Regions from separate parts of the Homo sapiens genome. Here region 2 is linked to region 1. A link is an interaction called in ENCODE POLR2A ChIA-PET data of the cell type or tissue named here. Cell type or tissue: Panc1. All regions are shown on one strand. Each heading gives the region's core, and the rest is flanking DNA. Links, peaks and the distances in the headings are about the cores only. Region 1 overlaps CPED1 (cadherin like and PC-esterase domain containing 1). Region 2 overlaps CPED1 (cadherin like and PC-esterase domain containing 1).

Region 1 (4,412 bases), core at 137-4,136:
ATCTACAACCATCTGATCTTTGACAAACCTGACAAAAACAAGCAATGGGGAAAGGATTCCCTATTTCATAAATAGTGTTGGGAAAACTGGCTAGCCATATGCAGAAAACTGAAACTGGACCCCTTCCTTACACCTTATACAAGAATTAACTCAAGATAGTTTAAATATTTAAACATAAGACCTAAAACCATAAAAACCCTAGAAGAAAACCTAGGCAATACCATTCAGGACATAGGCATGGGCAAAGACTTCATGAATAAAACACCAAAAGCAATGGCACCAAAAGCCAAAATTGACAAATGGGATCTAATTAAACTAAAGAGCTTCTGAACAGCAAAAGAAACTACCATCAGAGTGAACAGACAACCTACAGAATGGGAGTAAATTTTTGCAATCTGTCCATCTAACAAAGGGCTAAATCCAGAATCTACAAGGAACTTAAACAAGTTTACAAGAACAAAACAACCCCATCAAAAAGTGGGTGAAGGATATGAACAGACACTTCTCAAAAGAAGACATTTATGTGGCCAATAAACATATGAAAAAAAGCTCATCATCACTGGTCATTAGAGAAATGCAAATCAAAACCACAATGAGATACCATCTCATGCCAGTTAGAATGGCGATCATTAAAAAGTCAGGAAACAACAGATGCTGGAGAGGATGTGGAGAAATAGGAACGCTTTTACACTGTTGGTGGGAGTGTAAATTATTTCAACCATTGTGGAAGACAGTGTGGTGATTCCTCAAGGATCTAGAACTAGAAATACCATTTGACCTAGCAATCCCATTACTGGGTATATATCCAAAGATTATAAATCATTCTACTAAAAAGACACATGCACACATATGTTTATTGCACCACTATTCACAATAGCAAAGACTTGGGACCAACCAAAATGCCCATCAATGTTAGACTGGATGAGGAAAATGTGGCACGTATATACCATGGAGTACTATGCAGCCATAAAAAAGGATGAGTTTCATGTGCTTTGCAGTGACATGGATGAAGCTGGCAACCATCATTCTCAGCAAACTAACACAGGAACAGAAAACCAAACACCGCATGGTCTCACTCGTAAGTGGGAGTTGAACGATGAGAACATATGGGCACAGGGAGGGGAACAACACACACTGGGGCCTGTCAGGAGTTCGGGGGAAAGGAGAGGAATAGCATTAGGAGAAATACCTACTGTAGATGATGGGTTGATGGATGCAGCAAACCACCATGACACATGTATACCTATGTAACAAACCTGCATGTTCTGCATATGTATCCCAGAACTTAAAGTATAATAAAAATAAATAAAATAATAAAAGAATAACAAATTATGAATTTCATCATTTTAATGCAATTATAAAATACTTTTTCTGTCACTATTTGGACATATAAACTATTATCAATGACTAATGAAAGTAATTCTAGCTTACATAATTTTTTAAAAATTGTTTTGAGTTCTATATAACAATTTAGGTACATATTTTTTCATCTCATATAAGGTAGTGCAATGAAAACAGTTCCATATAAACAAAATTGAGTATTTTTTAAAAAATCACATGATATCTATTTGGAAGAGAAGTAGTTTTAGTTACATTGCAAATGAGCTTGAACCATTTCTGAAAAGTTATTTGAATAGGAAATCTGTAAAGATCTATACCAAAATATTAACAATAGTGACCTTTTGGTAGAGGAATTATAGGACATTTTTAATGTATTCTTGTAACTTTGGGCTTGATTTTTTTCTTTAATATAATACAATGAATGTGCATTATTATGTAATGATAAAAATTTTGAAACTATTCACATTTGAAGAAAAAATGAAACAATAATATGTTTTAAAACCAGTTATACTCTGCTAACCCCAAAGAAATGTTTTCCTGTAGCTATGGAAGGTTTGGCTTTGCTTGATCTGGCCCTCAGATCAGGTAACTCTTAAGAAATCCAGTGAAATCAGGAGGTTGTAGTGAGGAATCCCTGTGGATTGTAGTTTAGAGCTCAGTTTGTGGTTAACCACTGATTAATAGTCTAGGTCCCAGGGTCAAAATTTTCTACTGTGTACAGCTCTTTCCACCCTTATTTGGTTATATGGCAACTCTAAATATGATAGACAGGAGAGGTGCATCAATGTTTTCCTGAAAGTTTTGTCAGTTTTAGAGGAGGTTTGTACTCAACAGCAAGATTAGTGAGCAGTCTTCAGGAAGTTTATTTAAGAAAACATTTAAGCATAAATATAACATTCGACCTTGAAATAATATTATTCTAGTGTTCTGAAGCCAAAATAAGGTTAATTTTGTTTATACGATTTTATCTAGAGTTCTGGCTTTTGCAAGTGCCTGATGGTCTGCATACTAATTACATGCAAAATAGAAAAGGGTCTATCCCACTGAAAAAGTTTATAGTTCTTTAAACATTATTTTAATATTTGTGTGATTTTAGGGTTGAATTTAAAGTTGCATTACAACCATTGGATAATGCTGGTGTAGATGCTTACAACAATCTTAAATGTGATTCATAAATGGGATATACAAAAATATAGATCTCCAGTGTAACTGCTGAAGCGTACGGCTTCCATTTGGGAGTAGTGTCAGTATTTTGACAGATCTCAATGGAAGGTTGATAACCTATTTCTATTTTTAGAGATCACTAAATTGATGTCTGAGAAAGGAAATCAGGATGATGGGGTTACTTGTAGCTTCTGAGGACCAGGCTAATGACTTTTATAGGGTCAATGCTCCCATATGTTCTTCAAAATGGAACCCTTCATGCCCAGGCCAGTGGCTGGCCCAACAACACTTAATTCACTTGGTTTCCCTTGGAAACTATTTTGTAGAAAATAATCAAAGATGATGTTTCCTAATCCCTTTGTTAAGTCATTATCATCCTGATACTATAAAGAATTAGTTCAATTTTGATTTGTCAAAATATAGATGTAAAAATTCCTTTGCCATTGTGAATTGAATCCAGGAGCATTAAAAACATCTGGTAGTATTATATGCTGTTTCACTAGCCCATACAATTTATTTCAGGAATGCAAAATGTTTCAATATTATGAAACATTTCATTACAGAAAATTACCAAACAATTATATGTAACTGTATGATTGTTTACCCTGAAAATCCAAGGAATATACTGAAAAATAATTAGATATTATAAAGTTAACATTTGAAAATTGTATAGCTTTACTGCAGTCTATACATAATTAGTAAGAAATATATTAGAGAAAAGATCCCATTACAATACTGAAACATCTTCACTAAATTCAACAATGATATTTAGGATGCAGGTGAAAAATATATCAAAAGTTTAATGAGTCATTAAAAAGCACATGAACAAATGCAGACATAGCATGTCAAATCTTCCCGAGTTAATTAAAATGCCATTCCAATTGTAATCGCAGAAGAATTTGGGGGAAAACAGGGGAAAACATGAAAAAGAAATTCTAAAATACATCTTAAAGATAAATGTAGGAAAATAGTTAAGACCATTTGAAAGGAAAAAAAGTGATGAGAGGAGACTTTCAATACCAGGTATTCATTAGTCACTATGAATAGAGTCTACAATCATGACTCATTATGATTTGAATCTACCATCAGGGAACTGAAGGAGTGCTAGTGGTTACAAACTTGGTGCTTCCTCTTTGATTTCTGATGTCTTCCCTGGCTGTTACACCTCTCAGTTGTTCCTTTGGAAACCTCTTTTCCATGGTAAACAGTCTCTTAGAGAGTCACCATTTCACTGAAGGTTTCCTTGGCGTCATTGCCAAAATTAAAATGTTGCTTCTCCAGGAAGACACCATAACCCTCTCGTGTATGAGTGTGTGAGTGTGTGTGTGTGTGTCTGTGTCTGTGTCTGTGTGGCAGGAGGTTGGGGGTATAAAAGGGTGGCACTGATGGTGGTGCTACTTGTCCTACCATGGTTCATGATCTTTAAATCCCAGGTGATATGGTTAGGTTTTCTGTCCCCACTCAAATCCCATCTTGAATTGTAATCTCCATAATCTCCACGTGTCAAGGGAGAGACCAGGTAGAGGTAATTGAATCGGGGAGGTGGTTTCCTCCATGCTGTTTTCATAACAGTGAGTGAGTTCTCATGGGATTTAATAATTTCATAAGGGGCTCTTCCTCCTTCACTTGGCACTTCTCCTTCCTGCCACCTTGTGAAGAAGGTGCCTGCTTCCTCTTTGCCTTCTGCCACACTCATAAGTTTCCTGAGGCCTCCTCAGCCATGCTGAACTATGAGTCAATTAAACCTATTTCCTTTATAAATTACGCAGTCTCAGGAAGTCCTTTATAGCAGTATGAAAATGGACTAATACACCAGGTGTAGTTAGTTTTCTCTGAACATCTAGTGCCACTTCAAGGACACCATTTTTCCATCTGCAGCCTTTAATCCTGCTCTTTGGGGACTCATG
Region 2 (4,412 bases), core at 81-4,080, 120 kb after region 1:
CCAAACACAGTTCCTTCAACGTAAAAAATATTTGAATGTACCTTAGAGATTAACTCAAAATTATTTTATCAGTCCCTGGAGGAAATCACATTTCAGCACTATTATCCTGAATTTAGAGTGAAAAGAATCACTTTAGTTGCCACTTTTTCTCTCTGAACTCACTAGCCACAGATCAATAAGATCATCCATTCATTCAACAAATATTTATTGCATGTTTATTACATCAGGCACTGGGATACACGAGTGGCAAATTTAAAAGTTTAGCCATTAGTATTCTCAGTGGCATACCAAAATTTGATGATATTCTTCAGTAAAAAATTTCAACAAAATGATATTTTGATCATTATCAGATGATCAAATGATATTTTAATCATTATCAGAACTTAATGGAAACAAAAAAGCATGGATTATCTGTTGCTTCCCAATAAAACTAAATCTAATTCAATGCCATCCTATTCTTAATATAAAACAGAAAATTCCATTGAAAACAAAAATACATTTTTAAAACGGGAAATAGGATCAAAAATTTCATATTCAATAAAGTTGCTTTTTCCTAATTTTCCCAATTACCTTCTTTATAGAACTTAGTTTTTCATCCAATCATTTTAATACTGTCTTATGAATGTAATTTTAGCTAATTTAACTTATCTCTAAAAGCTATAGGCAGCTTGTTAATTTGATGTCTTTATAAAATACAGTGACTCGGAACCTATTTAATGTTGAAACTTGTATACATATTCATTTATACATGCATTCTGAACTCCTATCAATAGCATTTCAGATTTTTAAATAGCTTGTAATATTGCATTTGTTTCATTAGAATATTTTATAAGCACATACACATATTTATGTTGTATTTGAATATTAGGTTCCTGTTATCAGCCATTATAAATGTATACAGTAAAGTCTTCATTGAGGTTCTAAACTTGTTTGATTTTTCCTTTTCCTATAACTCTGAAACATTTGCAGAGTTTGCCATACTGAAGTGTCTACCTTTATAAATAGTCTTGTTTCTAAGAAATTTTACAGGAAGACAAACATCCCATGTTTTCACTTATTTGTGGGATCTAAAAATCAAAACAATTGAACTCATAGACACAGAGAGTAGAAGGTTGGTTACCAAAGGCTGAAAAGGGTAGTGGAGCGCTGGAGGAGAGGTGGGGGATGGTTAATGGATACAAAAAAATAGAATGAATAAGACCTAGTATTTGATATCACAATAGGCTATTGTCAATAATAATTTAATTGTACATTTTAAAATAACTTAAAGAGCGTAATTGGATTTTTTGTAACTCAAAAGTTAAATGCTTGAAGGGTTGGATATCCCATTCTCCATGATGTGATCATTACATATTCCATGCCTGCATCAAAACATCTCATGTACCCCATATACACCTACTACATACCCACAACAATTTAAAAATTTTTAAAAATTAAAATTATGCAGAACCATGTTTTAGTAAATAAAATTATATGTTAAAAGTGATATTTAAGAGAATACAAAGTCTTGATTCTTTAGATAGAGAAGACTACTTTTAAAATATTAAGACCTTGTCAGTCACTTTTTAAGAATTGTAAGTTTTAAAAATTATTTCAGGTTTTCTTAAAGTGAAAGAGAAAGTTTAAATATCCAGTGAGTAAAGAGGTCAGCTGATAGGAGCTTTTACTTGAGCAACATTCTCAGCATATTAAACCTCTGACCAGTAAGAGAGCCTCCCGCTATGATAGCGTTCAGAATGTAAGCCAGTAATGAACTGCTCTGCATACATAGAGAAGCTGCGCCCAACAAGGACCTCAGGAACTAAGCTCAGCTCTTTCGAGTTTAAAAGCAATAGACTTTTGGGTCAGGAGCGGTGGCTCACGCCTGTAATCTCAGCACTTTGGGAGGCCGAGGCGGGCGGATCACGAGGTCAGGAGATCGAGACCATCCTGGCTAACACGGTGAAACCCCATCTCTACTAAAAATACAAAAAAAATTAGCCGGGCATGGTGGCAGGCGCCTGTAGTCCCAGCTACACAGGAGGCTGAGGCAGGAGAATGGCGTGAACCCGGGAGGCAGAGCTTGCAGTGGGCCGAGATCGCTCCACTGCACTCCAGCCTGGGCAACAGAGCGAGACTCCATCTCAAAAAAAAAAAAAAAAAAAAAAAATAGACTTTAAAAGGTAAACTAAAATTAATGGGTTCTAGTAGTTTTCTTCAGACCTTACAGCTTACACAAAATGATTTAACTTTTATATCAGATCTCAAATATGTTATGGTGTCTGTTTCAAATTGTTATAGAATGCAGACAATGCATCTATTCTCTTCATTAAGTTTCTCAAGCAGACTTTATGCTGTGATCCTTTTCATAAATCCCATGATCTTAAACATGACTGCTCACCTTGTTAGAATACGATGCTTATAAATTAAACAAAACTCTCCAGAACTAGTGGAGGGTGAAGGATTCAATCTTGGTTGCATTCCAAAGAACTCTTTTTTCCATAAAGAAATGAATTCTGTTGGCAGCCCCTTATTCTCAGGGTTCTTCCTCACTTCTACAGGGGCCAAGGAAGGTTTCCTATGCTCTGTTGCCATCATCTTGGCTGCACTCTGATTTCATGACCTCTGAGTTAATCCTTCTTTTTTTCCTATTAACAAGTGTAAGCAGACCAACTTCAAACGGACTGCAATAGGTCACAAGGTTTAATGGGCATAGAGATAATCATCTAAATTACATTTCTAGGCCTGATGGGCTAGACAGACTTAGAGGGTCACTTTACCAGCATTTGCTGTTAATCAGCAAGGTTGGTGGGTCTCAGAGTGTAGCTGTTTTTACCTTCCTCCCTGAGGGGCTGGGTCACACTGAATGATTAGCGAAGGCAGCTGCATTAACTTTCTTCTTCCACAAAGTGTGTTGTGTCCCAAAAGGACATGAAAGTCAAATGTGGCCACAGCTCAAACACCAGACGCACTCTTTTCATCTCAGTGGAATTATCTGCCCTCTACTTGTAGATCATGATCCTCAGCACAACAGTTGTTGCTGATTTTCACGATCTGTTAACAGTTAGGAATTTTTACATTAAAGAACTTTCTCCTACATTTATTTCTTGTAGCAACTAGGAAAATGCCATAGCCTACTGTATATATTTTTTAATGCTACATGATTCTTAACTTTAAAAGGAATGAGAAAAACAGCATTACTCCAAAAAGAAGAAGAACCAAAATAATTTTACCTCTTAAAATTCTAAGATAAATATCCTTTGGGAACTGGCAGGGAGAAGAGCATCATGAGTTGTTTTTACAATACAGGCTCATACAATTTTAGTTAAATATTTCAGTTTATTATCAAAGAAAACAATAGCCTTTTTTCCTGAGTGAGATGTTAGAATGTGTATTTAACTGAAATTCAAAAAAAGGATGAACTGGAATCATTTAAAATGTATCAGTATGTCTAATATATAAGTAAATATAATATATGTCTCATCTGTATAATACTTCATAACTTGCGAAAGTCTTTTGCATCCATTATCATTTTATTCTTAATAACAATCCAGGGAAATAGGTTGGGGCAAGTATAAATTATGTCCATTTTATACATCATAGCAATTTTCCGAGAACTTAAGTGGCTTGCTCAGTGTCATTGTGGTAATAAGCGATAAAGCTAGCACATAGATTCAAATCTTCTGATGCCACACCCAATCCATGTATCTTATTGAATAACATACAAAATGTGGTCTTCTGGTGAAATGTTTTTTTTTTGTTTTTTTTTGTTTTTGCCATGCACTCAGGCCCTTGTGGCAGAGCTGGTGGGTAAGTTGTGTTTACATAATTAGCGTTCTAATGTGAGCAAAAACAGATATATTAAACTGATTCAATAAGAAGGATGTTGATTTGTCAAAATAGCCACATACATTACAATGTTTCTAAAACTTGGATGACCCTCAATAGTACAGAGTTTATAAAAGCCACAGATACATCCAATCATATCTTAGCTTGATGCTGAAGAGACCATTTAGAAAGCTAACAAATAATTGGAATGCAAATGATTTAAATGAAAGCCAGAATCAAAAGAAATGCTTGATCTTTATCAGTTCCAATCTTAAAATATATTGTCTTTCTCTGAATTGTAAAAATTTTACCTCTCCCCCAACACATGCCAAAAAGAAGAAAAGTAACAATTTAGAAACTTCAGACTTAGTGGTGGTTAATCATCCAGGGGACTGAAGTAGGGTGGGGACATATTGTGAACTCTGATGAGGTCTCTAAATATTGGAGAAAGAATGAAAGGAAAGGAAATTAAAGTATAGAGGGTGTTAATTCTAAGAAAAGGACATATTTAATGATGTATGACTTGGTCAAATGATTACTAAACATACTATCACTCTTTCATGATTGAATAGTAGGAAGACTGGGGTAAAGATTATTTGAAGCTA

The links. Peaks named below come from ENCODE experiments on the same cell type or tissue, not always from the same donor. Only the 100,000 strongest peaks of a DNase experiment are listed, where the experiment ranks them.
Region 2: POLR2A ChIA-PET joins it to region 1 with 6 read pairs; 2 of 35 experiments call an interaction of 5 or more read pairs at or near these places.

The regions. Positions count from the first base shown.
Region 1 is chr7:121,286,705-121,291,116 of GRCh38, reverse strand. The region is part of intron 22 of CPED1 (cadherin like and PC-esterase domain containing 1); the gene reads right to left. Among named protein-coding and RNA genes, the nearest start is that of WNT16, 40 kb to the left of the region's middle. In Panc1, for the core only: no CTCF peak of the experiment used is centred there; no DNase peak of the experiment used is centred there.
Region 2 is chr7:121,165,463-121,169,874 of GRCh38, reverse strand. All of the region lies in intron 16 of CPED1 (cadherin like and PC-esterase domain containing 1), which reads right to left. It overlaps LOC124901735 (a long non-coding RNA gene), which reads left to right. Exons shown (of 3, transcript XR_007060494.1): 3 at 1-4,412. Among named protein-coding and RNA genes, the nearest start is that of WNT16, 160 kb to the left of the region's middle. In Panc1, for the core only: no CTCF peak of the experiment used is centred there; a DNase peak (open chromatin) is centred at 1,719.